2 separate regions of the Homo sapiens genome follow, and region 1 is linked to region 2. Evidence: read pairs that join two places in POLR2A ChIA-PET (ENCODE). Cell type or tissue: PC-9. All regions are shown on one strand. Each heading gives the region's core, and the rest is flanking DNA. Links, peaks and the distances in the headings are about the cores only. Region 1 overlaps BRD4 (bromodomain containing 4). Region 2 overlaps NOTCH3 (notch receptor 3).

Region 1 (15,005 bases), core at 1-5,000, 83 kb before region 2:
GCCTCCGTGGTCCAGCCCCAGCCCCTCGTGGTGGTGAAGGAGGAGAAGATCCACTCACCCATCATCCGCAGCGAGCCCTTCAGCCCCTCGCTGCGGCCGGAGCCCCCCAAGCACCCGGAGAGCATCAAGGCCCCCGTCCACCTGCCCCAGCGTGAGTGCTCTCCCTGCCCACAGCCAGGGCTCAGGCCCCCCGAGGCCCGTGTTGGACATAAGCTTGCTGTGGGGCTGGTGGACCATGCCCCACTGGGGTGAGGTGGGCCAGGGCCCACCGGCTGTTTATGTTCCAGGGCCGGAAATGAAGCCTGTGGATGTCGGGAGGCCTGTGATCCGGCCCCCAGAGCAGAACGCACCGCCACCAGGGGCCCCTGACAAGGACAAACAGAAACAGGAGCCGAAGACTCCAGTTGCGCCCAAAAAGGTTGGGATGGAGGTCCATGGGTGTCGCTTGCCCCTTGGCCCTGGAAGGTGCCATGCTGGGCACACCCCCAGCTATGCCCTTTAGGCACAGCAGACCCCTCACCCACCCCAACCTCTCTGTTCTGCAGGACCTGAAAATCAAGAACATGGGCTCCTGGGCCAGCCTAGTGCAGAAGCATCCGACCACCCCCTCCTCCACAGCCAAGTCATCCAGCGACAGCTTCGAGCAGTTCCGCCGCGCCGCTCGGGAGAAAGAGGAGCGTGAGAAGGCCCTGAAGGCTCAGGCCGAGCACGCTGAGAAGGAGAAGGAGCGGCTGCGGCAGGAGCGCATGAGGTGGGCGGGTGTCTGGGTGGGGCATGGGGACTCTTGGGGCCACACCAGTCCCCAGGCTGACTGGGACCCTCTGCCCAGGAGCCGAGAGGACGAGGATGCGCTGGAGCAGGCCCGGCGGGCCCATGAGGAGGCACGTCGGCGCCAGGAGCAGCAGCAGCAGCAGCGCCAGGAGCAACAGCAGCAGCAGCAACAGCAAGCAGCTGCGGTGGCTGCCGCCGCCACCCCACAGGCCCAGAGCTCCCAGCCCCAGTCCATGCTGGACCAGCAGAGGGAGTTGGCCCGGAAGCGGGAGCAGGAGCGAAGACGCCGGGAAGCCGTGAGTCTGGAGGCCTGGTGGGGACCCTGGTCTAAGGATTAGCTCCTGAGGGAGCTGGGAAAGGGGGACTGGAGCCTGGACAGGGAGGGGCAGCGGGGGAGCCCCGTCCCTGCTGGTCGGCATGTGGTCCTCTGGACTCAGCTGTAGGGCCCTGAGTGCTGTGTGGACGGGGTGAGCGCTATGAGGGGTCAGCCACGGGGAGGGCTACGGGGCTGACTGCTGGTAGCGGGTATGAGGGCTTGTAGCTGCAGGGTGGCTAGGTCATCCTCCTGACTCCCTCCTTCCTTTCTCCTCCAGATGGCAGCTACCATTGACATGAATTTCCAGAGTGATCTATTGTCAATATTTGAAGAAAATCTTTTCTGAGCGCACCTAGGTGGCTTCTGACTTTGATTTTCTGGCAAAACATTGACTTTCCATAGTGTTAGGGGCGGTGGTGGAGGTGGGATCAGCGGCCAGGGGATGCCTCAGGGCCTGGCCCTCCTGCATGCTATGCCCGGGGCAGGCCTGACGGGCAGCTGAGGATTGCAGAGCCTGTCTGCCTTACGGCCAGTCGGACAGACGTCCCGCCACCCACCACCCCTCACAGGACGTCCGCTCAGCACACGCCTTGTTACGAGCAAGTGCCGGCTGGACCCAAGCCCTGCATCCCCACATGCGGGGCAGAGGCCCTTCTCTCCGCCAAATGTCTACACAGTATACACAGGACATCGTTGCTGCCGCCGTGACTGGTTTTCTGTCCCCAAGAACGTGACGTTCGTGATGTCCTGCCCGCCGGGAGTCTTTCCCCACACCCCAGCCATCGCCGCCCGCTCCCAGGAGGCCAGGGCAGGCCTGCGTGGGCTGGAGGCGGGCGAGGCCGGCCCACCCCCTCGCTGGCACTGACTTTGCCTTGAACAGACCCCCCGACCCTCCCCCACAAGCCTTTAATTGAGAGCCGCTCTCTGTAAGTGTTTGCTTGTGCAAAAGGGAATAGTGCCGTGGAGGTGTGTGTGTCCATGGCATCCGGAGCGAGGCGACTGTCCTGCGTGGGTAGCCCTCGGCCGGGGAGTGAGGCCACCAACCAAAGTCAGTTCCTTCCCACCTGTGTTTCTGTTTCGTTTTTTTTTTTCTTTTTTTTCTATATATATTTTTTGTTGAATTCTATTTTATTTTTAATTCTCTCTTCTCCTCCAGACACAATGGCACTGCTTATCTCCGAAATGGTGTGATCGTCTCCTCATTGAGCAGCGGCTGCCACCGCGCTGTGGGTAGTGTGTGACCGTGGCTGTACTGTATAGTGAACATAGTTGGCATATCTTTGTTTGAAGTTTGTTGGTGACTCCACCAAACTGGTGTGAAAAAAGAAAAAAGCTCAAAAAAATCCACAAAAAGACAAAACACACAAAAAAAATCCTGCCTATATTTTACTCAGTTTCAAACTTTATTAGTCTATTTTTAATTATAAAACCAGAAAGCTACAATTTCTTTTCTTTCCCCTCCACCCCCCCCCCCCCCACCCATTTGTTGGCTTTTTTGTTTTTTAATGTCAGATCTGTTGAGTTGGTTTTTTTGGTTTTGGTTTTTGTTTTTGTTTTTGTTTTTTACTGAGAAAGGAAGGGCCAAGGGATGAGGTGGGAACCGGGCCCTGGGGGCGCCACAGACTAAGGCAGAGACTCCCCTACCTGGCGCCCAGCCCCAACCAGCTGGCCGCTCCTGCCCATGCTTTTTTTTTTTTTTTTTTTTAATTTTTATAATTGGAGCCCCTGGTGAGGTTACGCGTGCCATGAGAACCCACTCTACACCACGACGCTGGTGCCTCAGTGTTGGCCAAACTCTGGAGTCACTGACTGGTTTGACTTTCATACGGTGAATATGCATTTGGTCTGTACTGATCATGGAATAAACACATCTCTCTTTTTTTAATGCTGGCGTCTCCCTGACATTTCTTTGTGAACCAACTGTTGCCTAGGCTAGGCCCAGGGGACCCCCTGGACCCCAGACCACCTCTGTACAGGAACTACTGCCAGGGATTACCTAGCCCCTCTCCTGTGACCTGTCCCTGTCTGCCCTGGGCGGGAGCCACGCAGACTCATAGCAACCACCCCAAGCTGAAGCTGTGACGCAGAGCCCGGTACCCATCCTTGTGGACCCTGGCTGAGGTGGAGGGTGTGCTCTAGCAGAACCCTGGCCAGACTCCAGACAGTATTCTTCCCCTCCACCCTACTCCATCCTGTCCCCCCTACTCCATCCTGTCCCCCCACTCACCAAAGGACTTGGGCCACTTCTCCCACCTTGCCTGCCTCAACCTAACTCCTCCTTTCATTTAAGCTCAGGGTTAACCAGATACTCTTAGATATAAGTCTACATCCCCCAAAATAGGATCCTCACCCCCCATGCACATACACACACATTCCTGTCCAAGAAAGCCCACAGGTGGCTGCTCTGCCTGTGTGTCCACTTGTGTATGTACATGCCCCAGCCACAAGGCACGGGTGACGCCCAAGAAGAGCCCCTAAGATGTAAGATACAAGTATATAATTTATATGTATGCAGAGACAAACTGATTGAAACATTTCTAGCACTGTTTATTCTCCTACATCCCCTCTTTTTGACCTGAAAGGTCCTTTATTGTCTTTGGATCTGCCAAACCTCCCTGTGAGGGTGTGGTTCAGGCATCCAGCCAGAGGTCCCCCCACTTCTTCGATGTCCATGCCCACTCAGGCACTTTCTCATATACCACTGTGCCACTTCAAGTGTGACGTATTTAGGTTCTTTGGGGTTTCTTCCATCTCATCCCACCCACTCATTTTTGTTCCTTGTTTTGTTCAGACACTTCCCCAGCCTGGGTCCAACTGCTGAGCTGGATAGTTTTCTCTGCAGCTTCCTGCTGAAGATTTAACTCAGCCATGGCCTTCTCCACACCTCCCTGATGGGTGTCTCTCTACCTGGGTTGTAATTAGAACTGGGATCTATTTAATTTCTCCAGCCATTTCCCAACCCTTCCCACAGTACTAGAAATCTTAGTCCTATACCAGAGTAAGAGGTGTGTACAAGCCCCCACTGTACTGTATGCACGGATCGCTTGGCCAATAATTATGTCAGTGAATCTGAGACTTGTATTAAACACTTTAGACATTTGTAGAAGGGAATTCGTAGACTTTTCACTTACATACGAAAGGTTTTTTTTTTTTTTTGTGCAGTTCTCATTGCAAAAATAAACATTTGTACTGAGTATAAAGTTACTCTCCTGTGATGGCTGCTTTTTGTTTGAGGGTAGACTTGGGAGAAGCGGGGAGATGAGGGCGGGGGGTCAGTGATGTGTAGGAGAGGAAGAAGGGAGGTTCCCCAGACACCCACCACCCATGCGTCCAGATTAGCGGAGTCGGTTGGGAGAGATCCTGGGAACATCAAATTGTGAGATAATTGATTTAATGGAAGGTGTAAAAGAAAAAGCTGCCAGGCACGGTGGCTCACATCTGTAATCCCAGCACTTTTGGGAGGCCGGGGTGGGAGGATCGCTTGAGGTCAGGAGTTAAGAGACTAGCCTGGCCAACATGGTGAAACTCCCATCTCTACTGAAAAATACAAAAAATTAGCGGGGCGCGGTAGCACACACCTGTAGTCCCGGCTACTCCGGAGGCTGAGGCAGGAGAATTGCTTGAACACTGGAGGCGGAGGTTGCGGTGAGCCGAGATCACACCACTGCATTCCAGCTTGGGTGATATGGTGAGACTCCCATCTCAAAAAAAACAAAAACAAAAAAACCCCCAAAGCTTTGATGTAGGCTAATCACACAACAAAAGAAAGGTAGTGGTTAAGTAGTCCAGGGAGAACAAAAGTTTGTACACTATGGGCAATGTAATCATAGTGGTCTATTCGGCTCTTGAGATGCATTGTTCACTGAGGCAGAACATAAACCACTATTCACCTTTAAGTGGCAACTTCATGGACTTAGTTATGGTCCCAGGACAGTATAATGTTTAGCAGCCTTGACAGTACAAAGGTATATGGATAAAAGTGGGAGGTGGAAAGGGGCAAGAGGTGACAAGTGGAGTGTTTTTAAAGGAAACTAACAGGGAAACAAAAAACGGCACGTCCGGGGTAGTGATGTGAGCAAGTCAGTGGCTGATGTCATACATTGGTTAAGTCAAGAAATAAAGGTCAGGCACGGTGGCTTGCATCTGTAATCCCACTTTGGGAGGTGGAGGCTTGAGGATTGCTTGAGGCCAGGAGTTTGAGACCAGCCTGGACAATATAGCAAGTCGTCTCTCTGAAAAGTTTTTGAAAAATTAGCTGAGTGTGGTGGCACAGGCCTGTAGTCCCAACTACAGGTTGTAGTGCTTGAGCCCAGGAGTTCGAGGCTGCAGTGAGCTATGATCGAAACTCCATCTGAAAAAAAAAGAAAAAGCTAAAAACGTTCCAGTGGCTGCTTCCGGGAGGAAGGGGAGGTGTAGCCACAGATCGCTGCCTTTTTCCCTACATCTTTGCGGATGGCTATTTTACAAGATGTATGTCTTCAGGCAAATGACTTCATCCTCGAATTTCAGGTTCATGATCTATACTACAGGAATGTGATTATGCTACTTAGACTTAATAGGGTTGCTCTATGGTTAAGTGATGGCTGTCCCTAAAATGTTCAAGGATATCGGGAGAAGGTTGCAAAATAGGAGGAAGAAGCTGGCTGCTTTTTTTTTTTTTTTTGAGACGGAGTCTCGCTCTGTCGCCCTGGCTGGAGTGCAGTGGCGCAATCTCAGCTCACTGCAACCTCCGCCTCCTGGGTTCACGCCGTTCTCCTGCCTCAGCCTCCCTAGTAGCTGGGACTACAGGCGCCCGCCACCACGCCTGGCTAATTTTTTGTATTTTTAGTAGAGACAGGGTTTCACCATGTTAGGATGGTCTCGATCTCCTGACCTCGTGATCCGCCCGCCTCGGCCTCCCAAAGTGCTGGGATTACAGGCGTGAGCCACCGCGCCTGGCCAGAAGCTGGCTTCTTGCAGGGACAGCAGGGCCGCAAGGCTCTGTGACTCTAGGCCCCATCACACCCGGCCCTGTCCCACTTCCTCTTTCGGCCAGAACCCCAGAACTCCAGTCATTCATAGGCCGGGTCCTCCTCGGGGGAACCAGGCCTGCCCCCTAGGAATCAGGGTATCCACGCCTCCTCGGCCCGCTCTCGGAGCCTGGGCCTCAACACCTGCAGATTGGCTCCCGGGCCAGGACCTGTCGCTTGAACATCAGTGGCCGCCGCCGTCCAATCACAGACGTACAGGGGCGGGCTGGCGGGCCTGTTGGGCCAGCAGGAGGACGGCGCCGGGCCGAGGCCGCTGGACCCGCCGTTGGAACCACAGCTGGGTGAAGTCAGTGCTGCTAGGTCTTTGGAGCCAGACCGAAGGGAGGGTCGCGCGCCCCTGGGTGGGTAGCACCAGGCGGCGGCCGTCGGCCGGGCCTCCCGAAGCCTCCTCCAGCCGCTAATACCGCCCGCGCCTCCCTCCTAGTCCTAGACCTGGCATTGCCTGTCCCTCTTCTTCGTCTTCCAGACCCTCCTGACCCGCCATATTAGGTCCCGGCCCCGCCCTCCGTCTCATTGCCCATTGCCCACCCCACCCCACCGCCCCCTCCCCGGCCTACCGTCAGCTCATTGGCCCAGGCTCCCGCCTTCTTCGCCCAATGTTAGGCCTCACCTCCTCTAGGATCCACCCTCTCCCCGCCCACCCGCATAAGCCAGGCCCACCATTCCAACTCTTTCTCCTTTTTGGCTTGTAGGCCGCACCTACTCTGCATATGCCCCGCCCCTCACTCCAGGTGTCGCCCACTTAACTGAAGATCCAGGATCCCCTCCTTAAGGTTTGTCTGGGCTCGGAATTGCCTTTTTTTTTTTTCTTTTTTGAGACGGAGTTTCCCTGTTGTGACCCAGGCTGGAGTACAGTGGCGCGATCTCAGCTCACTGCAACCTCCACGTCCCGGGTTCAAGCGATTCTCCTGCCTCAGCCTCCCAAGTAGCTGGGACTACAGGCGCCCGCCACCACGCCCAGCTAATTTTTGTATTTTTAGTAGAGACGGGGTTTCACCACGTTGCCCAGGCTGGTCTCGAGCTCTTGATCTCAGGTGATCCGCCCGCCTCGGCCTACCAAAGTGCTGGGATTACAGGCGTGAGCCACCGCACCCGGCCCGGAATTGCCGCCTTTAGACCCTCACCCACCCGCTGCTGAGTCTTCCTGGGCCCCGCCCCGGCCCTAAGCCCCGCACAGGACCTGCTAGGCCCCGCCCATTTATTTCCCCCCTTTCCAACCTCTTCCTCCCCAGCCTCCGCACCCTACCCTTGTTTCCTGTCCCTGTCGCGCCCAGGTGTTTACCTGGCACTCAGGTGAGTGGTGCGCTCTGGCTGTTTTCTGTCGGAGCCGCCCGCCTCTTCCTTCAGCGCGTCCCACAAATCCCGACGGCACGGAGGGGCCCCAGGCCAAGGGCGATGGGCCCCTGAGCCCTGACACCGCTTCGCCGCTGCTGCAGGTGCCCCTGGCCGGCAGCGCCGCCGTGGTCCCGGAGCGCGGCGACATGCCGGAGCTGGTGGTGACCGCGCTGCTGGCGCCGTCGCGCCTGTCGCTGAAGCTGCTGCGCGCCTTCATGTGGAGCCTGGTGTTCTCGGTGGCGCTGGTGGCCGCGGCGGTCTACGGCTGCATAGCGCTCACGCACGTGCTGTGCCGGCCCCGGCGCGGCTGCTGCGGGCGCCGTCGGAGCGCGTCCCCCGCCTGCCTGAGCGACCCCTCGCTGGGTGAGCACGGTTTCCTGAACCTCAAGGTGATCGCACGGGGGCGCTATCGGGGCTGCGGGGTCGCGTGGGGTCGAGACGGTTCAAGCCTCGGGAGAGAGGGTTCCCCAGGCTTCAGGCTGTGCCCTCCCCCTAGAGCTCGGGCCTGCGTCTGCACTATGTCTCGGCTGGACGAGGTAACGGACCCCTCATGCTGTTTCTGCACGGCTTCCCTGAGAACTGGTACGTCTGGGGCCAGGGGCCTGAGGCCCACGGGACTCGGGGGCAGGTGGAGCTTGGGCTCCCAAGAGGCAGGGAGGAGGGCTGTATAGATCGGGACAAGCTGAACATAGATGGGGATAGGGGTACTGAGCCAGCATACCCAGGATCCCTAGGCCCTGAAGGGACAGGACAAAGGGGTATTGAGGTTGATTGAAGTTCCCTGGATTCAGGGTGTAGCTGGCTTCAGCCTCAGCCTCTGCCTCTGCCTGGGATTCCCCATCCTCCTTTTAGGGGAAGTTTAGAGCAGGAAGGAGGGTTTGCCAATGGTTGCTGATGTGCGTAGGGTGCAGGTGCAACCTGAGGGCCCTGACTCAGCCTCCCTCCCTCGCCCGCCTGGCAGGTTCTCCTGGCGTTACCAGCTCCGGGAGTTCCAGAGCCGCTTCCATGTTGTGGCTGTGGACTTGCGAGGCTATGGCCCCTCGGATGCACCTCGGGATGTGGACTGCTACACAATCGACCTGCTGCTGGTGGACATCAAAGATGTCATCCTAGGCCTGGGTGCAGACATACCCCCATCCTAGGCGTGGCCTCCCTCATCCTGCACACACGCATACCCCCGCTTTCTCCTTGCTGGAACCTACTTCCCCCATCCCTGCTTCAGTCCTACTGGGCACCTCACTTATGCGAGCTCCTTGAATTCCCACAGGTTACTCGAAGTGCATCCTTGTGGCCCATGACTGGGGTGCCCTCCTTGCCTGGCATTTCTCCATCTACTACCCATCCCTGGTCGAGCGGATGGTTGTGGTCAGTGGTGCCCCCATGTCGGTGTACCAAGGTGTGTGTGGGAGTCCGGGACACTGGGATGTACTTATGTGCAAGGGGGCAGGGACATGTGTCTGTGTTTTCAATTCTCTGTATACCTGTCAACACATCAGGGGCTGAGGGTGCAGCAATCAACCCAGGTCCCTTCGGTTGTGGAACTCCTCATTCGGAAATTAATGACACGCCAGACCCAGTGGCTCACACCTGTAATCCCAGCCCTCCGGGAGGCTGAGGTGGGAGGATCACTTGAGGCCAGGAGTTCAAGACCAGTCTGGTCAACATAGCAAGACCCCAACTGTCTCTACAAAAAAAAAAAAAAAATGTAATTAGCCAGGCATTGGTGGTGCATGCCTGTAATCCCAGCTACTCGGGAGGCTGATGCAGGAGAATCTCTTGAACCTGGGAGGTGGAGGTTGCAGTGAGCTGAGATCATGCCATTGCACTCCAGCCTAGGCAACAAGAGCAAAACTCCATCTCAAAAAATAAATAAATAAAATAAAGTATGGCCAGGCGTGGTGGCTCCTGCCTGTAATCCCTGCACTTTGGGAGGCCAAAGCCGGTGGATTGCTTGAGCCCAGGGGTTCAAGACCAGCCTGGCCAACATGGTGAAACCCCGTCTCTACTAAAAATACAAAAAAATCAGCCAGGCATGGTAGTGCACGCTTGTAGTCTCAGCTACTCGGGAGGCTGAGGCAAGAGAATCACTTGAACCTGAGAAGTGGAGGTTGCAGTAAGCCAAGATCGCACCACTGCACTCCAGCCTGGATGACAGAGTGAGACTCTGTCTCAAAAATAAAATAAAATAAAATAAATCACAATACACTTAGGAGTAATCCACATTTTTTTATAGCACTTACAGTAACAAGGAATATGCACACAGTAACCTACTTAAGGCTCCTGGGCTTATGAAGGTTGTATTATCCCCATGTTCCAGCTGGAGGAAACTGAGGCTGGGGAGGTTAACAATGTCTATCATATCACCTGATGTTAATATGCAGCACTGTGGTCATAACTGTGCTCTCTCTCTCTCTTTTGTTGTTTTTTTTCTTTTTCTTTTCTTTTCTTTTTTTTTTTTTTTTTTTTTTTTTTGAGACAGAGTCTTGCTCTGTCGCCAGGCTGGAGTGCAGTGGCGTGATCTCAGTTCACTGCAACCTCCGCCTCCCAGGTTCAAGCGATTCCCCTGCCTCAGCCTCCCAAGTAGCTGGGATTACAGGCCACCATGCCGGGCTAATTTTTTGTATTTTAGTAGAGACGGGGTTTCACCATGTTGGCCAAGATGGTCTTGATCTCCTGACCTTGTGATCTGCCCACCTTGGCCTCTCAAAGTGCTGGGAGTATAGGCGTGAGCCACCACGCCTGGCCCCTTTTTTTTTTTTTTTTCTTGAGATGGAGTCTCACTCTGTGCAGTGCAGTGGCGCAATGTCGGCTCACGGCAACCTCCGCCTCTCAGGTTCAAGTGATTCTCTTGCCTCAGCCTCCTCAGTAGCTGAGACTACAGATGTGTGCCACCATGACCGGCTAATTATTTTGTATTTTTAGTAGAAATGGGGTTTCAGCATGTTGGCCAGGCTGGTCTTGAACTCCTGGGCTCAAGCGATCTGCCGGCCTCAGCCTCCCAAAGTGCTGGGATTACAGGAGTGAGCCACCCTGCCTGGCAACCTCTACCTCCTGGGTTCAAGTGACTCTCCTTCCTCAGCCTCCAGAGTAGCGGGGACTGCAGATATGCCCCAACACGCCCAGCTAATTTTTGTATTTTTAGTGGAGACGGGTTTTCACTATGTTGCCCAGGTTAGTGTCTAACTCCTGATCTCAAGTGATCCACCCGCCTTGGCTTCCCAAAGTGCTGGGATTACAGGCGTGAGCCACCGCACCCAGCCTATTATTGTTTACTTGTCTGTCTCCCCATCTAGACTGTCAGCTCCCTGAGGGCAGGGAGTTTTTTGTCTTTTGGGGGTGTCTTTTTTTGTGTTTTGTTTTTTTTCCTTTGAGACAGTCTTGTTCTGTGGTCCAGGCTGGAGTGCAGTGCTGTAATTGCAGCTCACTGCAGCCTCAGACTCCTGGGCTCAAGCGATCCTCCCACTTCTGCTTCTCAAGTAGCTGGGACTATAGGCACACACCACCACACCCTGCTAATTTTTAAAAAATTATTTTTTGGAGGCCGGGTGCGGTGGTTCACGTCTGTAATCCCAGAACTTTGGGAGGCTGAGGCGGGTGGATCATGAGGTCCGGAGATCGAGACCATCCTGGCTAACACTGTGAAACCCTGTCTCTACTAAAAATACAAAAAAAATTAGCCGGACGTGGTGGCGGGTGCCTGTAGTCCCAGCTACCGGGAGGCTGAGGCAGGAGAATGGCGTGAACCCGGGAGGCGGAGCTCGCAGTGAGCCAAGATCACACCACTGCACTCCAGCCTGGGCGACAGAGCGAGACTCTGTCTCAAAAAAAAAAAAAAAAAAAAAAAAAAAAAAAAATTATAGATACAGGGGTTTCCTTAAGTTGCCTAGGATGAACAGGGAGTTTTGACTGTCTCATTCACTGCTGTGTCTAGAACAAGGCCTGGCATGCAGTAGTTGCTCAATAAATGTTAGCTGAATAAAGCAGAGGAAACGCACCCTGGCCTGGGCAGAGGAAGCACACCTTTGGATATGGGGGTTCCCAGGAGATGCCCCCATCCTGTGGATAGTGAAACATGGCAGGAGGGAATGTAGCTGGTGCCCAGGCCAGGAGGGGTATCTAGTACCTTCACAGACCCAGGCAGGCAGCAGTGGCATTCCTGAGGCTTGTGTCCCTGACCTGGGTATGTGTAGGGGTGCAGGTGTATGGGGCCACCCCAGGAGCAGGCCTTATATCTCTCCCCCAACCCTCCCACCCCAGACTATTCCCTGCACCACATCAGCCAGTTCTTCCGTTCCCACTACATGTTCCTGTTCCAGCTGCCCTGGCTGCCCGAGAAGCTGCTGTCTATGTCTGACTTTCAGGTACAGAGGGTGCAGGTTGAAGGGAGGAGGGAAGCAGGTCGGGGCTGGGCAGGCTGGGCACTGAAGCCAGAGTCCTGCTGTGTACCTAGATTCTGAAGACCACCCTCACCCACCGCAAGACAGGCATCCCATGCTTGACCCCCAGCGAGCTCGAGGCCTTCCTTTATAACTTCTCACAGCCTGGTGGCCTCACTGGGCCCCTCAACTACTACCGAAACCTCTTCAGGTGAGACCAGTTGCCAAGCATAAGCTCAGGAGATTTGCAGGGGCAGGGGGGTGGGAGGCAACCATCCTTCTGCCTGTCTGTCTGCCTGTCTGTCTGTCCTGGCCACAGGAACTTCCCCCTGGAACCCCAGGAGCTGACCACACCCACATTGCTGCTGTGGGGGGAGAAGGACACTTACTTGGAGCTGGGGCTGGTGGAAGCCATCGGCAGCCGCTTTGTGCCGGGCCGCTTGGAGGCCCACATCCTGCCAGGCATAGGGCATTGGATCCCACAGAGCAACCCCCAGGAGATGCACCAGTACATGTGGGCCTTCTTGCAAGACCTGCTGGACTAGTGGTCCTTGCTGGCCTGCCCAGGAGGCATGGATACTCAGGAAGGAACACACACCCATTATCTGTGTGTGCCTGGGAGTCCATACAATGTCCATACATGGGTGAACTCTTGAATCGCTCATAGGCATGGGACTCCTGGATCCCACACAAGCGCACCTATGGGTGCCTCGGGACACACCAACCCCTATACTCACACACAGGCATGGATGCATGTGTGTGTAACAAACACTTTGACCCTGGGAACTGGGTATACCTCTCTTCCAGTGGAGCCAGATGCCGAGACCGAGTGTCCCACCTCCTCCCTTCCTGGGGCCTCACTCTGCGCTTTGCCAAAGTCGCTTCTCTGCCATAGCTGCACAGACCTTAAACCCTGACCTTCCTGTCCCTGCCTTCGACCTCCTGCCTGGGTCTTCAGCTCAGTGCTACTCTGAATACAATACTGCTGACCACATTTGGCTACTTCAGCTTAAATGTATGTTAATTGAAATGAAATACAATGAAAATGCAGTGCTCAGTCCCACCAGCTGTATTTCATTTTTTTCCCCTTGAGACAGAGTCTTGCTGTGTCGCCCAGGCTGGATGGAGTGCAGTGGACGCAATCTAGGCTCACTGCAACCTCCACCTGCCGGGTTCAAGCGATTCTTGTGCCTCAGCTTCCCGAGTAGCTGGGACTACAGGAGCGTCACCAGGCCTGACTAATTTTAGTATTTTCAGTAGAGATGGGGTTTCACCATGTTGGCCGGGCTGGTCTCGAACTGCTGACCTCAAGTGATCTGCCCACCTTGGCCTCCCACAGTGCTGGGATTACAGGCGTGAGCCACTGTGCCTGGCCATACCAGCTGTATTTCAAGTGCTCAATTGCCGCATCAGTGAAGAAAGTTGTGTGTGGCAGCGCTGATGAGGGTAATCCTAGCTTAAGAGTAGGGGTCAGGGCCGACCACAGTGGCTCAAACCTGTAATCCCAGCACTTTGGGAGGCTGAGGTGGGCGGATCACGAGGTCAGGAGATCGAGACCATCCTGGCTAACCTGGTGAAATGCTGTCTCTACTAAAAATACAAAAAATTAGCCGGGCGTGGTGGTGGGCGCCTGTAGTCCTAGCTACTCAGGAGGCTGAGGCAGGAGAATGGCATGAACCCGGGAAGTGGAGCTTGCGGTGAGCTGAGATCGCGCCACTGCACTCTAGCCTGGCAACAGAGCGAGACTCCATCTCAAAAAAAAAAAAAAAGAGCAGGGGGCCTCCCTGCCTGGCCCCTGGCAACCTCCCCAAGGGCAGACCCTCATGAGCAGGCAGGTGGGTGTGCAGATTCCTCATTCCTCTCCAGCCAGTCCCAGGAGAGCTCCCACAAGCCCCTTCCCTCACCCCCCGTCATGACCCCAGGCCTGGTCAGGTCAAGTTCTCTTGCCCCAGCCTGGGCTGGCCTGTCTCAGATCCCTGGGAAAACAGCTCTCGTCTCTGTTAGGACAAGTGAGATTCTGGATTCCGGGCAGGAAGGGACCAGCTCCCAGAAAAGCCATCTGGGATCTGAGGCCTGCCTCTCCAGCTCCTGGAAACTTCTGCTCCAAATTAGCCACAGTTTCCGCTGACTCTGGAGCCCTCTGGGGTGGGGATGGGTGGGGGGTGGCGGTTATATGTGGAGGGTGCGCCACCCAGTCTCAGGCTGACCGTAGCATCAGCTTGTATCTCCCTGGCTTGTGCCTGGCTTTTTGGGGATGTTGCCATCATCACCTGTACCATGAGGACTGAGAGGCCCTGAGAAATACATTCTCCTGTCTCTGAGATAGGCCTGCCTGCTGGTCATCCCCCTCTGTCCTCCCTTATCCCCAGCACAATATCCTTTTTTTGTTTGTTTGTTTGTGAGATGGAGTCTTGCTCTGTCGCCCAGGCTGGAGTGCAATTGCGCGATCTCGGCTCACTGCAGCCCCCTCCCAGGCTCAAGCGATTCTCCTGTCTCTGCCTCCTGAACAGCTGGGATTACAGGTGTCCGCCACCACACCCAGCTCATTTTTGTATTTTTTTTTTTTTTTTTTTTTTTTGAGACGGAGTCTCGCTCTGTCCCAGGATGGAGTGCAGTGGTGCGATCTCGGCTCACTGCAAGCTCCGCCTCCCGGGTTCACACCATTTTCCTGCCTCAGCCTCCCGAGTAGCTGGGACTACAGGCGCCCACCACCACGCCCGGCTAATTTTTTGTATTTTTAGTAGAGACAGGGTTTCACCGTGTTAGCCAGGATGGTCTCGATCTCCTGACCTCATGATTCACCCGTCTCGGCCTCCCAAAGTGCTGGGACTACAGGCGTGAGCCACCGCACCTGGCCCATTTTTGTATTTTTAGTAGAGATGGGGTTTCACCATGTTGGCCAGGCTGGTCTCGAATTCCTGACCTCATTATCCGCCCACCTCGGCCTCCCAAAGTGCTGGGACTACAGGCGTGAGCCACTGCGCCTGGCACAACATCTTTTTACTCAACATAGATACCAGGCAGTGTTCTAGGTCCTAGTGACAGAGTGTGAGCCAGAAAGAGTTTAAGGAGGAGAGAGCTGACAGGGCTCAGGGAAGGCTTCACTGAAGACTCACAGGTGGGACCCTAGCTAGAGGATGCACTTATTTGTTGTTGTTTTGAGACAGGGTCTCACTC
Region 2 (15,605 bases), core at 4,946-9,945:
CCGACCACCTGGACAGGCTGCCGCGGGACGTAGCCCAGGAGAGACTGCACCAGGACATCGTGCGCTTGCTGGATCAACCCAGTGGGCCCCGCAGCCCCCCCGGTCCCCACGGCCTGGGGCCTCTGCTCTGTCCTCCAGGGGCCTTCCTCCCTGGCCTCAAAGCGGCACAGTCGGGGTCCAAGAAGAGCAGGAGGCCCCCCGGGAAGGCGGGGCTGGGGCCGCAGGGGCCCCGGGGGCGGGGCAAGAAGCTGACGCTGGCCTGCCCGGGCCCCCTGGCTGACAGCTCGGTCACGCTGTCGCCCGTGGACTCGCTGGACTCCCCGCGGCCTTTCGGTGGGCCCCCTGCTTCCCCTGGTGGCTTCCCCCTTGAGGGGCCCTATGCAGCTGCCACTGCCACTGCAGTGTCTCTGGCACAGCTTGGTGGCCCAGGCCGGGCGGGTCTAGGGCGCCAGCCCCCTGGAGGATGTGTACTCAGCCTGGGCCTGCTGAACCCTGTGGCTGTGCCCCTCGATTGGGCCCGGCTGCCCCCACCTGCCCCTCCAGGCCCCTCGTTCCTGCTGCCACTGGCGCCGGGACCCCAGCTGCTCAACCCAGGGACCCCCGTCTCCCCGCAGGAGCGGCCCCCGCCTTACCTGGCAGTCCCAGGACATGGCGAGGAGTACCCGGCGGCTGGGGCACACAGCAGCCCCCCAAAGGCCCGCTTCCTGCGGGTTCCCAGTGAGCACCCTTACCTGACCCCATCCCCCGAATCCCCTGAGCACTGGGCCAGCCCCTCACCTCCCTCCCTCTCAGACTGGTCCGAATCCACGCCTAGCCCAGCCACTGCCACTGGGGCCATGGCCACCACCACTGGGGCACTGCCTGCCCAGCCACTTCCCTTGTCTGTTCCCAGCTCCCTTGCTCAGGCCCAGACCCAGCTGGGGCCCCAGCCGGAAGTTACCCCCAAGAGGCAAGTGTTGGCCTGAGACGCTCGTCAGTTCTTAGATCTTGGGGGCCTAAAGAGACCCCCGTCCTGCCTCCTTTCTTTCTCTGTCTCTTCCTTCCTTTTAGTCTTTTTCATCCTCTTCTCTTTCCACCAACCCTCCTGCATCCTTGCCTTGCAGCGTGACCGAGATAGGTCATCAGCCCAGGGCTTCAGTCTTCCTTTATTTATAATGGGTGGGGGCTACCACCCACCCTCTCAGTCTTGTGAAGAGTCTGGGACCTCCTTCTTCCCCACTTCTCTCTTCCCTCATTCCTTTCTCTCTCCTTCTGGCCTCTCATTTCCTTACACTCTGACATGAATGAATTATTATTATTTTTATTTTTCTTTTTTTTTTTACATTTTGTATAGAAACAAATTCATTTAAACAAACTTATTATTATTATTTTTTACAAAATATATATATGGAGATGCTCCCTCCCCCTGTGAACCCCCCAGTGCCCCCGTGGGGCTGAGTCTGTGGGCCCATTCGGCCAAGCTGGATTCTGTGTACCTAGTACACAGGCATGACTGGGATCCCGTGTACCGAGTACACGACCCAGGTATGTACCAAGTAGGCACCCTTGGGCGCACCCACTGGGGCCAGGGGTCGGGGGAGTGTTGGGAGCCTCCTCCCCACCCCACCTCCCTCACTTCACTGCATTCCAGATGGGACATGTTCCATAGCCTTGCTGGGGAAGGGCCCACTGCCAACTCCCTCTGCCCCAGCCCCACCCTTGGCCATCTCCCTTTGGGAACTAGGGGGCTGCTGGTGGGAAATGGGAGCCAGGGCAGATGTATGCATTCCTTTGTGTCCCTGTAAATGTGGGACTACAAGAAGAGGAGCTGCCTGAGTGGTACTTTCTCTTCCTGGTAATCCTCTGGCCCAGCCTCATGGCAGAATAGAGGTATTTTTAGGCTATTTTTGTAATATGGCTTCTGGTCAAAATCCCTGTGTAGCTGAATTCCCAAGCCCTGCATTGTACAGCCCCCCACTCCCCTCACCACCTAATAAAGGAATAGTTAACACTCAGTGTTGTTGGTCTGTGTCTAGGTAAGGTGGGGAGTGGTGGCAGTGGGACTTCTATCTCCCCCACCCAGGGCTAACTTGAGCTCCCATCTTGGGGTAAATACATTTGACTTGCCAGTCTACTTATGCTTCCTCTTTTGGCAGATGACTACCGATTGGATTAGTGGTTGTCACCTGACTTAAGCTGAGCCAATCAGATTCTTTTGCTCGAGAACTTTCTTTAATGGAGAGGCTAAGAAAGTTGTCAGTTGGTGGAGCTCTTAAGGTCACAATCAGATTTAGAAATATCAGTGGCCAATTCGAGGTGGTGGGCAAAGAGACAAGCAAACAGGGCAGAAGAATGAAGCTAATATTCAGGGAGAATCAGAAATGAGAGCTCAAATGGCTCCTTGAGGGCTGGGGGGGTTATCTCGGCTCCCAGTGCAGTTATCAATTCCAGTTAATTGAGTGTTCATTCCATTGAGATCAACAGGTATTTATTAATTGCTTTCTAAGTATCTGATCATGGTTCTGCATGAATTTCACTTTTACTTCATGCTCCTATGGGTTTTGGAGATAACCTTGGACCCATGTAATAAATACTTCTTTACTTGTGCCAGCTTCGGTGGGTTTCTGTTACTCGCAACCAGTCGTGCTCCAAGACAAGGTTCTGTTTACACTGGTGTCTTCAGGAAAGGAGGATAGGATTTAATGTTCGTTGATTCTGTCAGTTGGAGTGCTCCTGGTTGCAAATGACACAAAAGTCTACTGGCTTAAACAAGAAAGGGGTTTATTAGCTCATATAAATTAAAAGGACCTACTTCAGGGGAGAATTGATCTAGTGGCTCAAATGTGGTCAACAATGGCTCAGTTTCTCTTCATCTCTACAGCTTTCTCTGGGCATCAGTTTCATCTACATGCTCCACATGGCACCCAGTAGAACCTCTCTTCCCGACATCACACAGCTCCAGCCTTCTCTCTGTGTTATCAAAATAGGTGCCATATTGCTCCTTCCAGGGAAGAGAGAAACTCCTAGTATTGTGATTGATTTTTCTTTTACTTTCTTCCTTTTTTTTTTTTTTTTTTTAAGATAGAGTCTTGTTCTTGTCACCCAGGCTGGAGTGCAATGGCACAATCTCGGCTCACTGCATCCCCCGCCTCCGGGTTCAAGCAATTCTCCTGCCTCAGTCTCCCAAGTAGCTGGGATTACAGGTGTCCACCTCCATGCCTGGCTAATTTTTGTATTTTCAGTAGAGACAGGATTTCACCATGTTGGCCAGGCTGGTCTCGAACTCCGGACCTCAGGTGATCCATCCACCTTGGCCTCCCAAAGTGCTGGGATTACAGGCATGAGTCATCGCACTCGACCTTGTGGTTGATTTTTCTATTGACTCCAATTGGTTCACGTATCCACCCTCTAACCTAAGGTTTCTTAATTTCGGCATTATTGACATTTGGGGCCAAATCATTCTTTGCTGTGGGGAGCTGTCCTGTGCATTGTAGGATATTTAATAGCATCTCTGGTCCCTACCCATTAGCTACCAGCAGCACCCCTTTTCCAGTTGTGACAACCAATATAACATGTCTCCAGACATTGCCAATTGTCATCTGGGAGGCAGATTCACACCTGTTGTTGTCTTAAAGCATGTCTTAAAGTCTCTTCTTTGGAACTACTGATGTGCTAAATTTAGGGGCAATCAGGTTTGCAGAAGCATGAATTCTGTGGAAGCTTCTAATAAATGTTTACTCCTCTCCCACCCCCTTTAGGCTAAGTCTTTGAAGATGAAACAGTCTCTTTTAGGTTTGTCTCAACTTTATTTTATGTTTATTCCCTTACCCTCTAACCTGTATTGGGCACCTACCGTGTGCCAACTCCCGGACAAGTTGTTGAGAATAGAATGGTGAATTATATAGGCCCAGTCTCTGCTTTTATGGAATTTCAGGCTAGTTGAGGGATGTATGGGGGGTGCACCCCTGTATACCCTTGGAACTTACCATTCTAGTGCTTGCTGACAGCATCTGACTGAACACCTGAGACTCTCCACCTGGGAACTTTCTCTTGTGTGGGGCAGGAGCAACCCTCAACATATGAGGGATGAATGAGAGATGGTGGATAAATACCCCAGCTTCCTCGCCACTCTCTGTGGGAATTCATGGATATGATCCACAGAGTCTCCCAAAGGATGCTCTTTGGGATTAAGCCCCAGTTGCCCACAGCAGCAACCTACTCTTCCTCACTCCTACTAGAGCTTTCTGGAATGATCTTGCGAATAAATTCCTTGCACTTGAATCATTGGCCCAAGAGAAGTCCATCTTAGCTTTATGCATGAGTAGATTCTTGGGAATAAAAAATAAAATATCTACTGGGGCTTAAGCAAGTTTGGGTATTCTTCTTCCCAAGTGCTGTACAAATGAGGAGAAAGTCCTTCTCCCTACCCATTTTGTCCACTCTATCATGCAACCTTGGCTTCATGTCAACAGAATATTGAAGAAGAGTGTCCCACAGCGGGAACCCACTTTCGTACCTGGTGGAGCTGACTTATTTGTAAGCACATGTGAGACTCACCCACACTGGGAGCTCCCTGGAATGATTGCAGAAAGGATGTTAGGTTGAGGACTAGGAAGCCTGCACTGGTGATGGAGGAAAATTAACTAATGAGATTCAAGGATTCATATGTATGTGATTTCATTGGCATGCTGAAGTTGGGAAGGGTTGGGGACTTTGGAATTGACATCCTAGTTGGTTTTTTGACTGAAAGGACAATGATAAAACAGCTGAGTGTCTGCTTTTTGCCTCCAGATCTGCACTGATCTTCCTCAACTCTTCTCTGTGCTCTGGGAGAATGACCCAGGTAGATGGCATCAATGGGTTTCCTTACTCTCTGGCTTCCACTTGGGTTTGGCCAATGAGAGACACAGGTGAGGGATTAGAGGGTGGAATGTATTTGTCTCCCTGGCTCCCTGCCTGCAGGGTACCTGCAGTGCTCTCCCTCCAGCTACCTACCCTCTGTGGGTCTGGGTTATTGTTTCCTCTGCTTGGCCCTTTTGGCATAGAAGCGATAAAGGCTCTCCACCATTGTGAGCCCCAAGGTATAGTAACATTCCTTGCCTACATTCTGCGCATGCCTCATCTGTCTAGAATGTCAATCATTTATTTATTATCTATCTATGTCTATCATCTATCGTTTATCTTTCATCCGTCTATATCTATCTTATGCTTCTCTGTCCTCTGTTGTCTATTTATATCTATGAATCTTTCTATTTTTCTATCATCTATCATTTATATATCTTTCTCTCCATCCATCTACCAATCTTTCTTCTTCTTTTTTTTTTGAGACGGAGTTTTGCTCTATTTCCCAGGCTGGAGTGGAGTGGCGAGATCTCGGCTCACTGCAAACTCTGCCTCCCGGGTTCATGCCATTCTCCTGCCTCAGCCTCCCAAGTGGCTGGGACTACAGGCGTCCACCACCGCGCCTGGCTAATTTTTTGTATTTTTAGTAGAGATGGGGTTTCACCATGTTAGCCAGGATGGTCTCGATCTCCTGACCTCGTGATCCGCCCGCCTTGGCCTCCCAAAGTGCTGGGATTACAGGCGTGAGCCACTGTGCCCGGCCTCTTCTCTTTTTTTTTTTTTTTTTTTTTGAGATGGAGTTTCACTCTTGTTGCCCAGGCTGGAATGCAATGGCGTGATCTTGGCTCACTGCAACCTCCGCTTCCTGGGTTCAAGCAATTCTCCTGCCTTAACCTCCTGAGTAGCTGGGATTACAGGCATGCACCACTACGCCTGGCTAATTTTTGTATTTTTAGTAGAGATGGGGTTTCTTCATGTTGGTCAGCCTGGTCTCGAACTCCCGACCTCAGGTGATCTGCCTGCCTTAGCCTCCCAAAGTGCTGGGATTACAGGCATGAGCCACTGAGCCTGGCCTAATTTTTGTATTTTTAAGTAGAGACAGGGTCACCATGTTGGCAGGCTGGTCTTGAACTACTGACCTCGTGATCCACCCTCCTTGGCCTGCCAATGTGCCGGGATTACAGGCATAAGCCACTGCACCCAGCCTTATCTGAGCCTTTCAAAGCCTCTATAGACAGCTCCTTCCCTAGCTTTTGGTTTAGTCTATTTGTCTCAACTGTCACTCACTGCCTCAGGCATCCATGAAGCTAAAATACCTTCCTGTAGCTGTTGTCAACAAAGGACCCCCAGAGTGAAGGCTTTTTGCATGGTTTATCTCAGAGCCAGGTCAAATACAGAGAGCTTTGCCAGTGGGATCTTGCAGGGAACCATTAGCTTGGTAAATAATGACAATTCTTGGCCGGGTGTGGTGGCTCACACCTGTAATCCCAGCACTTCGGGAGGCCGAGGTGGGCAGATCATTTGAGGTCGGGAGTTTGAGACCAGCTTGGCCAACATGGTAAAACGCTGTCTCTACTAAAAATACAAAAATTAGCCAGGCGTGGTGGTGCATGCCTGTAATTCCAGCTACTTGGGAGGCTGAGGCAGGAGAATTGCTTGAACCTGGGAGGCGGAGGTTGCAGTGAGCTGAGATTGCACCACCGCACTCCAGCCTGGGCGACAGAGAGAGAGAGACTCCATCTCAATAAATAAATAAATAAATAAATAAAATTTAAAAAATAATGACAATTCTTTGGGAATGAGGCTTGAAAGTGCTCTAGTTCTGTTTTGCTCTCTCTGGTGGATGCCAGGCTGCACCAGAGTTTGGGCTGGTATTTTTCAAGACGACCACGGAGCTGGAGAGTGGGGGAGAAGACCAGAGATGTTAAAATGCCGAGTATGCTGTTCTCACTGATATTCAGTAATTTTCTGAATACATTTTCTCTGAGTTGCTGCAAGACTTTAGTTAATTTCTAGAATTCCCAAAAATTTAGTCTAACAATTTTTTCTAGCTTTTTCATTCTTTATGGAGGACATAATTTATGGAGGTCCTTACTCTGACATTTTTTCTGACATTCCACCTCACATTGGTTGATGATTGATTGTTGGATTATGCATCTGGAGCTCAGAGTGGTTGGCTGATCTAAGATGTAGATTTGGGGAATACTGGTAAGGAAGTGGTATTTAAAACCATATGATTGTACTAATCAGTTAGAGAGAAGAGAGTCAAGGTTGAAGCCGTGAGCTACTTCAATATCAGAACAGTAAAAGTAAAGAAAGAGAGTGACAAAGAATGGTCAGAAATGAAGTGGACAAACCACATGCAGCAGATGGTGTCAGTCCCCTGCCCGCATCCACTTTCTCTGACAACTTCACTGCATATTGGCCTGATTTCCAACACTCGGTGCTTGCATCTATTTGTCTGAGGGCTTTCTCTGGACATTAAAGCTTACTCCATCCACATGTACAGCAGGACAGGAGTATTGGATAATTAATGCACTCAGGAGCAACCCTCAACAATAACCAACTGGAGTGGGTGTATACATACCTCAGCTCCCTTACCCCTCTGCAGTGAATGTTCTATGCTGCCACCCAGAGGTCTCCAGTGGGATTGACCCCAGTTGCTTACAGGGATAAGTTACTTGATAGGACATGCTTTATAAACTTCCTTTTGTTCCTACTTTCACTTCTTCAGATCTGGTATCACCTCCCAAATAAACTTACTTCCACTGGAATCCTTGTCTCAGAGTCTGTGTCTGGGGGAAACCCAAACTATGCAGGCTTTTTGGCATAGATTGGGTACACAGAATCATGAGTCTATATTCATCAGCTAGGGAGAGATAAGAAGGTCTAGGACTGAGCCCTGGGGAATTATCATATTAGGGGTCAGAAGAGGAGGAGACTAAGGAAGAGTGGCCAGAGAAAAAGCATATACCATGAAAAGAAAGAGAAAGGAGCATTGCAAGGAACAGATTTATCATCTAAGTTTAATGCTCCTGGAGAAAGGAATAAGATGAGGCCAGGTCCGACAGCTCACAGGCTAACAGGAGACACAGAGGAACACAGACAATATGAAGAGACAACCCAGGACTTCTGGTAGCCCAGATACTGCATATGACTAGCTTGGGGGTTCTTACAGAAGGCTTCCTGGAGAAGGTGATGCTGGTGGTGTGTTTTTAGTAAAAGTAGGAGTGAGTGTTGTTATGAGTGGAGCAATGGCTGTATTTAGTAGTAGAGGAGGTGGCAGGGGTCATATCACAACAGTCTTGGATGTGAAGATGGAGGGATTTTAAACTTTGAAAGCAATGGGGAGCCATGGAAGGTGCTTGCGTAGAGGAGGAGCACAGCTTGAGTTTTCTGTCCTGGGGTCAGTGCAGAGGTCAGACTGGAGGGAGTTGACACTGCAGGTTCTTGCAACAGGTAAGAATAATGCAGTCCTGAGTTGGGGTGGAGGTGAGGGGATAGAGAGAATTTTGGGAGGAAGAATGCTGATTTGGTAATTAATGGTCTAGGGAAGGAGGGATGGAGAAGGCTGAGGTCACCAAGAGATGTTAAACCTGGGCAACATTGGTAGAACAACATCAAATGATCCACTCCTTCCTCCCTCTCTTGAGGGCAGGGCCTGGGGGTGCATTTCCTCAGGAAGCAGCCTTGCCTAGCGCAGGTGGGTACTAGGAGCATGAATGAATGCTCTGCCATTCATTAATGAATTTCTGCTTGTTATCCACAAAAAGAAATAGTAATTAGTCCTTTTCCCGCTCTGTGCATGCAGGGTCTGTGGGCTTAGGAAGCTGACCCAGGGGTCTTGAGTTTCCTGGAGGGAAAATCCCCTCAGGGTGCCACCTGCCTGAGCTCCGTGGGACTTCTTAGTGTTCAGGGGGCCTGTGGGATGGCAGCTCTGGGGACCCTCAGCATAACAGGAGCTGTGTCCTCAGCCCCTCCCTTTTTAGGTGGTGAACAGAGCGATGCCAGCAGGCACTGCAGGAGCCTCCCTTGGCAATGGTGAGTGTGAATTCAGAGGCTTTTCCTGGCTGAAGGAGCCACCCCGGCCCATCCCTGGCCTTAAGGTTCAGATCTACAAATAAGTGGGGAGAGAGAGAAACTGTAGAGGGACTATGCTAACCCAGAAAAGGCTAAGCAGTGACACACTTGAATGGAGTTTCCCAGAAAGGTGTTCGATCTGTTTTTTGCCAACTACAAAGCATGGGCTGGAGAAGAATATAAGATTTTCCCAGAAAGGCAAGGAGGCGCATCTGGGGGAACCAAAAGAGACCCTTGAAAAGTCACACACATGCAGACACTGCATCATGGTGTGAACAGGTGTGCAAGCAGACAGGGAAGATATGGGGTGTGGACACGCATGTGCCCTAGAGTCTCATGAGTGCGCGCGCACACACACACACACAGAGTCATTTAGGGTGGGGCTGAAAGGGGCGGAGAAGGGCCTTTGGGGGTCTTCCTGATGAGAAGAAAGAGGAAAAGGAAAGACTCCAGACCCCAGTCCCATGCATTCCTCAGCTTCCCGGCTCCAGACAGCTCTCAGGAGTGTCACCTGGTCCCCTCTCCCCTGCACTGTGGAGGTGGCATTGGCTTGGTCCTTGAACTCAGCACCAACTGGTTCCCTGTAACTCTCTCACTAAGCAAGCAACCAGCCTGGGCGCTCTCAATGGGTGCAATTTTCATGGGTTCCAGGTAGGCAAATAAGGAATATTCTACTCCTGTGAATTGACCTCTTTTTGGGTCAGGCCTGGAATCTGGACACATTGCAGCAAACTCAGTCACAGCTCCTCAGCTGTTGCAGAGTTAATGTTCAGCCACATTTGGGATTTCCTCCTTTCTTCTTCCTTCTGTCTGGGGTGGGTGCAGGGGGTTGGGGCAGACGCCACCTCCAAGATGAGAGCGGAGAGGGGCCAGGTTGTCGGTTTGAGAGCTCTAGACACTGTGGGTCCCCACCCCCAGCAATCCTGAGATGGACAGAGTCCTCGCTGAACTCCAGCTGGGCTGGCCCTGCCCCTATCCCCCAGTGTGACTCTGCCAGCTCCTCCACCAGCTCTTTCTTTGAGCCTATTTCTGTTTTTAAAACAATAAATTTTTTTTTTTTTTGAGACAGAGTCTCACGCTTGTTGCCCAGGCTGGAGTGCAATGGTGCGATCTCAGCTCACTACAAACTCCGCCTCCTGGGTTCAAGTGATTCTCCTGCTTCAGCCTCCCAAGTAGCTGGGATTACAGGTGTGTGCCACCACACCCGGCTAATTTTTGTATTTTTGGTAGAGACGAGGTTCCACTATGATGGACAGGCTGGTCTTGAACTCCTGACCTCAGGTGATCCACCCACCTTGGCTTCCCAAAGTGCTGGGATTACAGGCGTGAGTCACTATGCCCAGCCAAAAAAAATTTTTAATTAAAAATATTTAAATATTTGTTCAATGAATACATGAATGAATGGAAATGGTTAAGGTTTTTTTTTTTTCTTTTGAGACAAGATCTCGCTGTGTTGCCCAGGCTGGAGTGTAGTGGCATGATCACAGCTCACTGCAGCCTCAACCTCCTAGGCTCAAGCAGTTCTTCCACCTCAGCCTCCAAAGTAGCGGGGACCACAGGAGCACACCACTGCACCTGACTTATTTGTTTATTTATTTAATTTTTTTGAGATGGAGTCTCACTCTCTTGCCCAGGTTGGAGTGTAGTGCCATAATCTCAGCTCACCGCAACCTCCGCCTCCCGGGTTGAAGCGATTCTCCTGCCTTAGCCTCCCAAGTAGCTGGGATTACAGGCATGTGCCACCACACCCAGCTAATTTTTGTATTTTTAGTAGAGACAGGGTTTCACCATGTTGGCCAGGCTGGTCTTGAACACCTGATCTCAAGTGATCTGCCTGCCTTGGCCTCCCAAAGTGCTGGGATTACAGGCATGAGTCACCATGCCCGGCCTGTCTCTAAACTCACTTCTAACCCATCAAAAAATTCATTGGGCTTCACCTTCACAACCCATCCAGATGGGCAAGTCCTCACCACCTCCATGTGCCCACCATGGCAAGCCCACTTCCAATGGCCCACGTGGTCCACACTGATCCCATTATCATCGGCCTGGACCAGCCTAGTCACCTCTTAACCTGCTGTGTCCAATGCCTCACGCACAGTTTTCCCATAGCCACCAGAGGGCGTCTGGGAACACCTGAGCCTGGGGATGTCCCTCTTCTGCTTAGACCCCTCCATAGTCCCACCTCATTAGGAGTAAATGCCAAGTCCTCCCCTTGATCTACAAGGCCTACACAACATCCCTCTGTCCCCTCCCTGTGCTTACCTGCTCCCTCTCCCTCACTGTCTCTCCCTCACTATTCCTCCTTGCTGCTCCTGTACCAGGCATGGTGCAGCCACAGGGTGTTGCCTCTACCTGGAATGCTCTCCTCCGTCTTGACTCATTCCCTCATTCTTTTTCAATTGTGAATTTGGGGTCTTTGCCTGGCTGGAGAAGCCACGCTGATCCATCTCTAGCCTAGAGCTGAGATCAGAAAATTGGGGCAGTCAAGGAAGGAGAAATTGGAATGCTCTCCTCCGTCTTGACTCATTCCCTCATTCTTTTTCAATTGTGAATTCGGGGTCTTTGCCTGGCTGGAGAAGCCACGCTGATCCATCTCTAGCCTAGAGCTGAGATCAGAAAATTGGGGCAGTCGAGGAAGGAGAAATTCTGAGCTGACCGTGATTAAACATCAACAAGGACTTTTCTGACCATCCCATTAACAATGGCAACTCTCCCCTGATTTCTCAATTCTCCCTTTAGGTCCTCTTTTCTGTTTCTAGCACTTAGCTCTGATGTAACTCACTTGTTGAGTTATCCTGTTTGTGGCTGATTGCGCGGCTGCCTCCCTTAGTACCTTCTGCTCCTCCAGGGCAGGTATCTCTGCCCATTTAGTTCCCTGCTGTGTCCTCATGCCCTCAGAAGCACCTGTCACAGAGGAGCTGTTCATGAAGATGTGTGTAATGAAAGGTGAGTCGCTGAAACTCACACTCCTGAAAGCACAGCCTCCAGAGACAGACTCCTGGGTTCCAATCCTGATGCCAGGACTGAGAATGTGAGCAAATTAAACCTGCTATACTCTGCCTCTCAAGCAGTGCAGAGCAGAGAATAAGAATCCCAGGCGTCCTCATAAGAAGTTAGAGACCGGCTGAGTGTGGTGGCTCATGTCTGTAATCCCAGCACTTTTGGAGGCCAAGGCAGGCAGATCACCTGAGGTCAGGAGTTCGAGACCAGCCTGGCCCATGGCCAACATGGTGAAACCCCGTCTGTACTAAAAATACGAAAACTTAGCCGGGCGTGATGGTGGATGCCTGTAATCCCAGTTACTTGGGAGGCTGAGGCAGGAGAATTGCTTGAACCCAGAGGCAGAGGTTGCAGTGAGCTGAGACTGCACCACTGAACTCCAGCCTGGGTGACAGAGCGAGACTCAGTCTAAAAAAAAAAAAAAATGTAGTTAGAGACCAAAAGATTCCTAACACTGTCAGGGCATCTTCCTATTACCCGTGACTTCAGAAGATCAATCTCCACTTTCATAGATGAAGCTCAGAGGAGCAAAATTAGCTGACCAAGGTCACCCTGTTCCTGGTAAGGCACCAGCATTCAAATCTAGGCTTGTGATATTACAGAGCTCTACTTGGTATTGCTGCTGGTCACTGAGGGGCTGTCCTTGAGCATGAAATTTCTGCTCTAGGTAATGGGCATTTTTTTGCAGCTAGTGATCTTCTCATCACTGGAGGCAAGCAAGTGGAGGCAGGATAATTGTGGTAGAGGACACTCCTACACTGAGCAAATATCAAGGGGGGTTTCCTTTCCAATTCCCTTCCATGTGATGCCCAAGAGGGTGCTGACTTATACCTGAAGGGAGCCTGTGATAATACCTTAAAGGGTCTCTTCCACAGTCACTTGCTCTTCAGATTATTTCTTAAAACTTTAATTACAAATGACAGCCAGGCTTGATGGCAGGTAGATGCCTGTAATCCTACCTACTCGGGAGGCTGAGGCAGGAGAATCATTTGAATCCGGGAGGCAGAGGTTTCAGTGAGGTGAGATTGTGCCACTGCACTCCAGTCCAGCCTGGGCGACAGAGTGAGACTCGATTTCAAACAAAACAAAACAAAACACTTTAGTTACAAATGGCTTTAGCATGTTTTGCATTGTTTATCTCAACCCTTGGCTTCCTCTGTCAAACTAGATTGATTAAACAGGAAAAGGGTTTATCAAGAGAAAAAATATCCTCTAAGAAATGTTATTTTTCTATTGATACAAATTAGCAATTGATGTAGAATATTTGGGAAATTCAAAAAAGTATAAAGAATGTATGCGAATGTCATCACAGAATTTTTACTGTTTCGTATCCCACTCTCACACAACCCATATATGAGAATTCTTCCCATGTTATTATCCATTCTCAAAGATACGACTTTAATAATGTCTTATTATTTTTGTGCTTTGTATCTTTTTCAATTAGAATGTCAGTATTTTGTTTTACCCTTGTTTGTAAGGGCATTTCGACTATAGAACACTTTAGGTCATGTCCTCTTTAAAAATTTAAATAATGCAGTTATGAACATTCCTATATATCTAAGTGCAGTTATTTTTCAATGAGAAAAATCTAGAGGTGAAATTATCTAGACAGACACATAATAATTCTATGTATTTATGGAGTACAGTTTGATGTTTCAATCCATGTATACATTATATCATAATGAAATCAGGGTCATCTGCTGATTTTATACTGGGGTGTTAGAGGACTACTGTTAGCCTTGGGCAAGAGGGATTCTGCCCTGGCACTGATGCATCTGAGGACTCGACTCTACCCCATCCCAAGGGGTGAAGAGTTTACAAAGTCAAGAGTATGTCTTTACCTTGAGCTTGCACCTCATTGTAGATGATGCGCTACATGACCCTAGAATTCCCTGCCCAGGTGGCTCCAAGCCACTAGCAGGGCCAAAAGTAGGACTTCTTTCTTCTGATATGAACCACACTGCTGGCGTGTATTTCCTTAGGTGTGGTTAAGCAGTGGTGTAGTTAAGGAGGGTGTTGCTGCATCTTGAAGGTGCATGGTTGGGATATCTGTACACATACATACAAGGCCCCTCGCAGTGCTAAGTGGCACCTGGGGTGGGAAGAGAAGGGGATAGGACATGGGCTAGAAACTAGCACACGGTGCTCTCCACAGCATCACATTCTGGAGTGGAACTCTAAAGAGTCCAGAAATCCTAAATTGAATTCTGTTTTTTCATGTCATTATGAAGGCTGTCAGTGTGATGAGTTAGAGCATATTTTACTTAACTGTTTATTAGCTTCACTTTTAACTTTAAATAATCAGTCACATGGTATATGGGTCTTTATTTGAGCTCCATGAATGTTGGGGAGTGGTCCTATACATTTTCCCTTCCCTTCCCTTCCTTCCTTTGTCTTTCTTTCTTTCTGTCTCTTTCTTCCTTTCTTTTTCTTCCTTTCTTTCTCTTTCTTCCTTTCTTTCCCTTTCTTCCTTTCTTTCCCTCCCTCCCTCCCATCTTTCCTTCCTTCCTTCCTTCCTTTCTCTCTTTTTCTTTCTTCTTTCTTTCTCAGGGTCGCTCTCTGTTCACCTAGGCTGGAGTGCAGTGGTGCAATCATGGCTTACTGTAGTTTTGATCTCCTGGTCTCAAGTGATCCTCCCTTCTCAGCCTCCAGAGTAGCTGGGACTACAAGCACATGCTATTATGGCTGGCTAATATATATATACATATATACATATATATATATATATATTTTTTTTTTTTTTTTTTTTTTTTTTGTAGAGATGAAGTTTCACCATGTTGCTCAGGCTGGTCTCAAACTCTTGGGCTCAAGAGATCTGCCTGTCTTGGCCTCTCAAAAGTGTTGGGATTGCAGGCATGAGTCACTGTGCCTGGCTCACATTTTTCTTAATTTGTAAGAGGTAAACATTTATCACAGCTTTGTTCTAGTTCGTGATTTGCCTATAAATTTGTTTCAATTTAACAATGTTTTGTCATGTTAAGTAATTATACTTCTTAAATAGTCATATCTCATTATTTTTTCACTGTGAAGTCTTCCATGTTATTGAGTTTCTATCACGGTCTCTATAAAGGGTTCTGTTCTTCCCTTTGATGTTGTTTACTTCACCATAAAAAGGCCTGTTTCAGACATATTTAGGGCATGTCTGCCAGTATGCTTTTTATTAGATCTGGATTTTCTTTTCTTTTCTTTTGAGATGGAGTCTTGCTCTGTTGCCCAGGCTGAAGTGCAATGGCTTGATCTCAGCTCACTGCAACCTTTGCCTCCTGGGTTCAAGTAATTCTTCTGTCTCAGCTTCCCGAGTAGCTGGAACTACAGGCGTGTGCCACCACACCCGGCTATTTTTAGTAGAGATGGGGTTTCACCATATTGGCCAGGCTGGCCTCAAACTCCTGACCTTGTGATCTGCCTGCTTGGCCTTCCAAAGTGCTGGGGTTACAGGCATGAGCCATCGTGCCGGGCCTAGATCTGGATTTCTTAAGTAGAGTCTGAGTTTCTTGGCTTGGGGTTTCATTTTACTTCAGTTTCTGAAGATTTGAAGTAAGGCCTTGTACTTTTTCATGGCATGAATCCCTCAGGGAATATGTGTTTTATACATTTATGTTTTCCATTGTTGGTTGCATATATATTTAAAATTGTTGTATCCTGTACTGAATTGATTCCTTTATCATTATATAATGTTTTTCTTTGTTTCTTTATAGTTTTTT

What was found. Peaks named below come from ENCODE experiments on the same cell type or tissue, not always from the same donor. Only the 100,000 strongest peaks of a DNase experiment are listed, where the experiment ranks them.
Region 1: POLR2A ChIA-PET joins it to region 2 with 5 read pairs; 3 of 35 experiments call an interaction of 5 or more read pairs at or near these places.

The regions. Positions count from the first base shown.
Region 1 is chr19:15,224,805-15,239,809 of GRCh38, reverse strand. It overlaps BRD4 (bromodomain containing 4), which reads left to right. Exons shown (of 20, transcript NM_001379291.1): 16 at 1-151; 17 at 288-418; 18 at 546-751; 19 at 830-1,067; 20 at 1,365-4,291. The coding sequence ends at 1,433. EPHX3 (epoxide hydrolase 3) reads left to right here and starts at 7,362. Exons shown (of 7, transcript NM_024794.3): 1 at 7,362-7,841; 2 at 7,949-8,034; 3 at 8,414-8,571; 4 at 8,720-8,848; 5 at 11,710-11,813; 6 at 11,903-12,039; 7 at 12,148-12,891. The coding sequence starts at 7,599. The coding sequence ends at 12,373. RefSeq lists a silencer at 6,613-6,772 and an enhancer at 7,111-7,612. In PC-9, for the core only: no CTCF peak of the experiment used is centred there; no DNase peak of the experiment used is centred there; H3K4me3 peaks cover 126 bases; H3K27ac peaks cover 2,204 bases.
Region 2 is chr19:15,146,022-15,161,626 of GRCh38, reverse strand. It overlaps NOTCH3 (notch receptor 3), which reads left to right. Exons shown (of 33, transcript NM_000435.3): 33 at 1-2,589. The coding sequence ends at 965. Among named protein-coding and RNA genes, the nearest start is that of MIR6795, 26 kb to the left of the region's middle. In PC-9, for the core only: CTCF peaks have their summits at 7,255 and 7,457 (motif pointing left); a DNase peak (open chromatin) is centred at 7,456; H3K4me3 peaks cover 250 bases.